2 separate regions of the Homo sapiens genome follow, and region 2 is linked to region 1. A link is a contact called in ENCODE Hi-C or POLR2A ChIA-PET data. All regions are on one chromosome and are shown on one strand. The core of a region is the stretch at or near the end of the contact, and the rest is flanking DNA. Distances in the headings are between cores, read along the strand shown. Region 1 has its middle 98 kb from the start of TMEM130. Region 2 has its middle 43 kb from the start of TMEM130.

The links. A loop is a pair of places that touch in the nucleus more often than their neighbours do. ChIA-PET counts read pairs that join two places held with the same protein, here RNA polymerase II (POLR2A). Pooled maps may share reads with other maps.
Region 2: a loop to region 1 is called in a map of heart left ventricle, with 6 times the contacts of the local background. The contact joins two enhancer-like sites. A Hi-C loop is called at or near these places in 11 of 168 maps with a recorded cell type or tissue (Caco-2, Panc1, Right ventricle myocardium inferior and 5 more), 5 of 37 single-sample maps with no recorded cell type and 13 of 50 pooled maps. POLR2A ChIA-PET finds 5 or more read pairs at or near these places in 10 of 52 experiments (GM12878, H1, HEK293T and 7 more).

The regions. Positions count from the first base shown.
Region 1 is chr7:98,769,924-98,773,435 of GRCh38, forward strand. No RefSeq gene overlaps it. Among named protein-coding and RNA genes, the nearest start is that of TMEM130, 98 kb to the right of the region's middle. Within about 2 kb of position 1,798, at least 4 of the 41 ENCODE cell types and tissues checked have a DNase peak (open chromatin) inside an H3K27ac peak, as active enhancers do.
Region 2 is chr7:98,825,285-98,828,776 of GRCh38, forward strand. No RefSeq gene overlaps it. Among named protein-coding and RNA genes, the nearest start is that of TMEM130, 43 kb to the right of the region's middle. RefSeq lists an enhancer at 858-1,433. Within about 2 kb of position 1,612, at least 7 of the 41 ENCODE cell types and tissues checked have a DNase peak (open chromatin) inside an H3K27ac peak, as active enhancers do.

The sequences.
Region 1 (3,512 bases), core at 548-3,047:
TTTGTTTGTTTGTGAGGGCTGCCAAAACAAAGCATCACACACTGGGACTTAAGCAAGATTTAATGTCCCACAATTCTGGAGGCTGGAGGTTCTGAAACCAAGGGGATGGCAGTTGGGGGCTGTGGTGGCTCATGCCTGTAAGCTCAGCACTTTGGGAGGCCGAGGCCAGAGGACTGTTTGAAGCCAGGAGTTGGAGACCAGCCTGGGCAACATAACAAGACACTGTTTCTACTAAAAATATTAAAATTATGGCTGGGTGCGGTGGCTCACATCTGTAATCCCAGCACTTTGGGAACCTGAGGCAGCTGGATCACCTGAGGTCGGGAGTTCAAAACCAGCCTGGCCAACATGGTGAAATGCTGACTCTACTAAAAATACAAAAAGTAGCTAGGCGTGGTGGTGGGTGCCTGTAATCCCAGCTACTCGGGAGGCTGAGGCACAAGAATTGCTTGAATGCCTGGGCAACAGAGCAAGACTCCATCTCAAAATAAATAAATATATACATACATACATACATACATACATACATACATACATACATACAAAAATTCGCCAGGCATGGTGGTACGTGTCTGTAATCCCAGCTACTCCGGAGGCTGAGGCAGGGGATCACTTGAGCCCAGGAGTTTGAGGCTGCAGTGAGCTACAATCGTACCACCGCACCCCAGCCTGGGTGACAGACCTTCTCTCTAGAAGAAGTAAAAAACGGGGGTGTTGGCAAGGCTGGTTTCTTATCAGGTCTGTGAGGAAGAATCTGTTCCAGGCCTTTCTCCTCGGCTCACAGATGGCCGTCTTCTCTCTGTCTCTTTGCAGCCTCTCCCCTCTGTGTGTCCCGTGTCCAAATTTTCCTTTTTTTATAAGGACACCAGTCATATTGGACTAGGATCCATTCTAGTGACCTCATTTTACTTGATCATCCGCAAAGACCCTATTTCCAAGTAAGGTCATTCGTTACAGGTACTGGGGGTTAGAACCTCCACATCTTTTGGGGGACCCAATTTAACTCATAACCTTTGCCTATCAACCTGCCTTAGAGAAGAGCATTACTGGAAAACAGCAGGACTACTGTGACAGTTAATTATTAATACACATAAAGCATTAATGACAGGACCTGGGACACAGCATGTGGGTGATTTTTTTTTTTTTAAGACGAGGTCTTGCTCTGTGTCTAAGACTGGAATGTTGTGGTGCAATCATAGCTCACTGCAGCCTCAAACTCCTGGGCTCAAGTGATCCTCCCACTTCAGCCTCCCAAGTAGCTGGGACTACAGGCGTGTGCCATCATGCCCAGCTCATTTTTTAAATTTTTTGTACAGTAGGTGTCTCACTATGTTGCCCAGGCTGGTCTCAAACTCCTGGGCTGTTATTTTTATTGTGATTTATTATTATTATATACTGAGGTGTGGTCTTCACTCTCTTAAATACCCCAGGGCTCACCACCGAGCTGAGGGTATCCCTTGTGGAGGGGTTCCCACCAGTCATTTTTCCTCCCACCCTTCATCACAGCTGGTTCCCCAGCTCCCCAGGCCCACAGCCCCAAGGGACAGATCTGATACTGCATCTTCCAAGAAGCTTGGAAGAAGCACAAACCACTTAGGAAAAAGGTTGAAGCCATGAAGGAAAACTACCAATGCCACAAAGACAAAGATGATCTCACCGTTAAAATGCCAGCAGCCTCAACACTCTGCTATAGAGGCGATCATAAAAGTTTCAACCCTCCAGAGCCTCCTTGTAATGTTTACAACTGTTTGCAGGGTTTCACTTCCAGAGGACGCCAGAGGAGCAGATGTGCGCTGAGTCAGCAGCTTCTGGGGTCTTAAGGAATCAGAGCAGAAGGCTGGGGCTGTGTGCATTGCTCTGAGATCTGCCTGGGACAGCTGAGCAGGAGGGGATGAGTCAATTTTGGGCTCTGCATTCCTTCCAGTTTGAGGAACGCAGGCCACAACACACCGACCTGTGACTGTTTTTGCAGAAGACTTGGTCTGCCTGAGCAGACCCAGTATCGTGTCTCCACAATTCAACGAGGGTTTGAGAACCTCGACCACCCCCTTTTCTATGCATCAAATATTCAGCAATTCTTTCCAAAGGGATGGTGAAACGGGAGACAGCCTTGTTTGTCTGGCAGGCGAGGCCCCAGCTATCAGCTCAGTTCAAGGTACAGGGGTTCTGCAAGCTGCCAAATGAAAGAAAGCATTTGCGTATGAAAAGAAGAGCCCAGGAACAAAGGAGAGAGAACGGCGTGTGTGTCCCACTCTCTCGGTGGCCTTGGTGATGCTTGACATTTCTGCGAAATGAATTTAGCGCAAAAACCAACAATTCAAAACCTTGTGCCAAACAACTGATGCGAATAGAACCGGTGGGAGAAGAAACAACACGAGGGTGAAATGTGTCCTAAAATAGTCATCGTTTGCTGCTGTGGTCCACGCCAGCAGAGAAGAACGAGTTGTCAGGGGAGTTGTATTAAAGCAGAAAAAAAGGAACGAGGGCCTCGCTGTTGAGGGAAAGAGTACGGGCTTGCATGAGCAGTGGGGGAGGTGGGGGAGTTCTTTCTCTGATTTACTCAGATTCTCTGTCTATAAATTCCCAGCAAACTGTGCAAATTCTGCTTTGAATCCCCCAAGGACCCGGCCACTTACAAAGCGGTGCCGCAAGTGACCAAGCTCCATCCCACAGGCCCCTCCTACTCAACATGCCCAAAATTGACTCATTCTCTGCCCCCTAACAACTCCCCGTACCCCAAGCCCACTCCACTCCACCATTTTCCATCTCAGCAAGAGACCCCACCACCCAGGCACTGGGAGATGGGGCATCCTCTCTCGCCCCATCCAACCCACTGCCACCACTTCCTCCCTGGTGAGGCAGTGTTGGGCCATGAGGATGCTGGCAGGCTTTGGGAGCCAGACTGCTGGGGTTCTGGGTTCAAATCCCAACTCTTCCACTTACTAATCATGTGACCTTGAACAAGTTCATTTCTTCAAGTCTCAGTCTCCTTTTCTGTCAAATACCTCCTGTAGTCCCAGCTACTCAGGGGGTTGAGATGGGAGGATTGCTTCACAGTTGCATCTGCATCTGTATTAAGAGTTCTCTAGAGGGATGGAACTCACAGGATAGATGTATATACAAAGGGAAGTTTATTAAGGAGTATTGGCTCACACGATCACAAGGTGAGGTCCCACAGTAGGCCATCTGCAAGCTGAGGGACAAAGAAGCTAGTCTGAGTCCCAAAACCTTAAAAGTAGGGAAGCCAAGGGTGTAGCCTTCGGTCTGTGGTCAAAGGTCCAAGAGTCCCAAAGCTAAAGAACTCAGAGTCTGATGTTTGAGGGCAGGAAGCCTCCAGCACAGGAGAACGAGGGAGGCCAGAAAACTAAACCAGTCTAGTCTTTCCACGTTCCTCTGCCTGCAATTTTTTTTTTTTTTTTTTTTTTTTTTTAGACAGAGTCTCGCTCTGTCACCCAGGCTGCAGTGCAGTGGCGCTATCTCGGCTCACTGCAAACTCTGCCTCCCGGGTTCAT
Region 2 (3,492 bases), core at 362-2,861, 55 kb after region 1:
TCTCATGTTGAAACATGATTCCCCATGTTGAAGGTGGGGCCTGGTGGGAGGTGTTTGGGTCGTGGGAGTGGGTTCCTCATGAATGGCTTGGTGCCCACCCTATGGTCATGAGTGAATTCTTGCTCTATTAATTACTGTGAGATCTGATTGGTAAAAAGAGCCTGGCACCTCCTCCTCACTCTCTTGTTCCCTCTCTCGCCATGTGACCTGGCTGCTCCCACTTTGCCTTCTGCCATGATTGGAGGCTTCCTGAGGTTCTTACAAGAAGCAGACACCAGTGCTGTGCTTGCACAACCCACAGAGCCGTGAGCCAAATAAACCTCTTTTCTTCATAAATGACCCAACCTCAAGTATTCCCATATAGCAAAACAAAATGGACTAATACAGGCCAGGCGTGGTGGCTCATGCCTGTAATCCCAGCACTTTGGGAGGCCGAGGTGGGTGGATCACGAGGTCAGGAGTTCAAGACCAGCCTGGCCAAGATGGTGAACTCCTGTCTCTACTAAAAATACAAAAAACTAGCCGGGTGTGGTGGGGGTGCCTGTAGTCCCAGCTACTTGGGAGGCTGAGGCAGGGAATCCCTTGAACCCAGGAGGCAGGGCTTGCAGTGAGCCGAGTTGGCGCCATCGCACTCCAGCCTGGGTGACAGAGCAAGATTCCATCTCAAAAAAAAAAAAAAAAAAAAAAAAAAAAGTAGGGGGAAGAATGGATTAATACAACCCTGTTTCCAAATAGTTACATTCTGAGATCTGGGTGGACATAAACTTTTGAGAAGGACATTATTTAATTCACTATATAGGTGATTCCCCAAATAAAATCTCTCTTGACTTCTGATTCCAAAGGACCTGAACTAACACAACCCAGTGGGCCAGGTTCCATCCTAGGCACTGGAGCTACAAAGGTGGAGCACCCAGTCATGGCCCCTGCCCCCACAGGACAGAAGACATGGGAGTCAGGCAGGTGCTAAGGGCCAGATCTGGGAGGGAGGGAAGGAGAGAGGGAGGGAGGGAGGTGTGCTCCCCTCCACACAGCTTCCCTGCCTCCCCGCGAGGGGCTCTGGTCCCACCGCTCTTTGGAGCCAGGCCCTGGCTTCAGGGTGTACGTGCTCAGGAGGCTGCCGTGTTGATGAAAATACCACGGAGACGTCTGCAGGGTTCTTCCTCTTGCTGCTTCTCCTGTGCCCGAAATAAATGAAAAAGAGATGTTCCTGGCAGGGTCTGCGGAGAAGCTTCGTGGCAGGAATGAAAATTGGCCGCAGCATCCAAGAAATCCTCGAACGGCAAAGGGATTTCTAGGACAACACACCTCTAGGAACAGAGGATGTCGGTGGTGAGAGCTGGAGGCGGAGGCAGGCCTGCCGCCCCAGGTGTCTGCGTGTCTGCGGTCGCACCGTGGTGTGCACACCTACACAGGTGTGCGTACCTGCTGGCCGTGTGCAAGCACGGGGGCGAGTTTGGGGAACCCAGCTGAAATCACAGCACAGACTTTCTCCCACCATTGGCCCATCTGCCAGCCTCTTCCTCACCCTCAAGCCTGCCGGCCATCTGGGGTCACCTTGTCCTGCCACATTTCAACAACACTGGGCTTGGTGCCCGTCGGCTCTCCGGGGATTCTCAGCAGGCTGACACGGCTCCAGGCCCATCTGGCACTCAGTTCTGGCTCTCGCTGAATTCTCCATCTGCCCTGCTACAGGGAGTGCCCTGTGCCAGCCGTCCTTCTCGGCCAGACGTCACATCCACAGAGCTTCAGGGACTCAACGCTGCCTGTAGGCGGCTTTTTCCGGGCTCCAGCACAGCCCTGGACACCTTTAAACTGAAACAAGGCCACCTGGCCCTGGACGTCCCTCAGCCAATCCTGCCTCTGAGAGCTGTCCCTGACCCCTTCTCCTACCCCCTCAGGACCTGGTCTTAACACTCCACTTTTCATCAGAATGGCCCATCAGGGGGTTGCTAACCCCCTCCCCCACTCCCCACCCCCATCTCTAACGTAATCTTCCCCATCAGCAAGGACTATGCCCCCTTCCAGCCCTGCTCCAGGTGGCCCTCAACTTCCTCCCCTAAGACACTGGATCCCTCCATCCTCCCAGAAACAACCCAGAGGGCCTGGCATAATGGCTCATGCCTATAATCCCAGTGCTTTGGGAGGCCAAGGCAGAAGGATCATTTGAGGCCAAGAGTTCAAGACCAGCCTGGGCAACATAGTGAGACCCTCCCCCACCCATCTCTACAAAAAAGAAAAATAAATGTACCCAGACATCGTTGCATGCACCTGTAGTCCTAGCTACTTGGGAGGCTAAGGCAGGAGGATCCCTTGAGGCTGGGAGGTCAAGGCTGCAGTGAGGTACTGTCTCTAAAAAAATAAAAACGCACAACCTGGAGAGACCTGCTGGCATTTGCCTGTGTGCAAGCCCTGATCTTGAGCCGCAGTGGTGGAAATCCAGGAATCGATGAGCTGGGCATGCTGATCTGAAACTTCTGGTTTTACGGAGGGGAAACTGAGGTCAGAAAGACAATCAGCTTGCCTAAGCCATGTGGTGATCCTGGGGAACAGGAGCTCAGGTCTCCTGAGGTCTTCATTCCAGCCCATGAGTACAGTCCCTCTCAGGCACAAAGCACAGGGGCCCTTAACACCCCAGAATGCTCCGCAGACAGCTCTCTGTTACAGCTGGCGTTACAGACAGGGCCTGTTACCTCCCCTGCCTCCCTCTCCTCCTCTCCAGGTGTACCAGACCTTCGTGAGCAGACCTTAGCACCTTTTTTCTTTTAGAGACAGGGTCTTACTCTGTAGCCCAGGCTGCAGTGCACTGGTGCGATCATAGCTCACTACAGCCTGGAACTCCTGGACTCAAGTGATCCTCCCGCCTCAGCCTCCTTAGTAGGTGGGACTACAGGTGCATGCCACTATGCCCGGCTTTTTTTTTTTTTTTTTTAGACGGAGTCTCACTCTGTTGCCAGGCTGGAGTGCAGTGGCACGACGCTTTCGGCAACCTCTGCCTCCTGCGTTCAAGCGGTTCTCCTGCCTCAGCCTCCTGAGTAGCTGGGACTACAGGCATGCGCCACCATGCCCAGCTAATTTTTGTATTTTTAGTAGAGACCGGGTTTCACCATGTTGGCCAGGATGGTCTCTATCTCTTGACCTCGTGATCCACCCACCTCGGCCTCCCAAAGTGCTGGGACTACAGGTGTGAGCCACCGAGCCCGTCCTCGGCTTATTTTTAAACTTTTTGTAGACATGGGGTCTGACTATGTTGCCCAGTCTGGTCTCAAATTCCTTGCTTGAAGCGATCCTCCTATCTCAGCCTCCGAAAGTGCTGGGATGACAGGCATAAGCCACCATGCATGGCCAGACCCTAGCACCTTTCTGTCTGTCCTCTTCACTCCAGCCCTCTAAGTACCTGATATCCCCATCTTCTCCCCACTGAGGGAGGACATCTTTGCTAAAACTGGTACAGACCATTACAGGCTGAATGTTTGTGTCCAGACATTCAGTAAG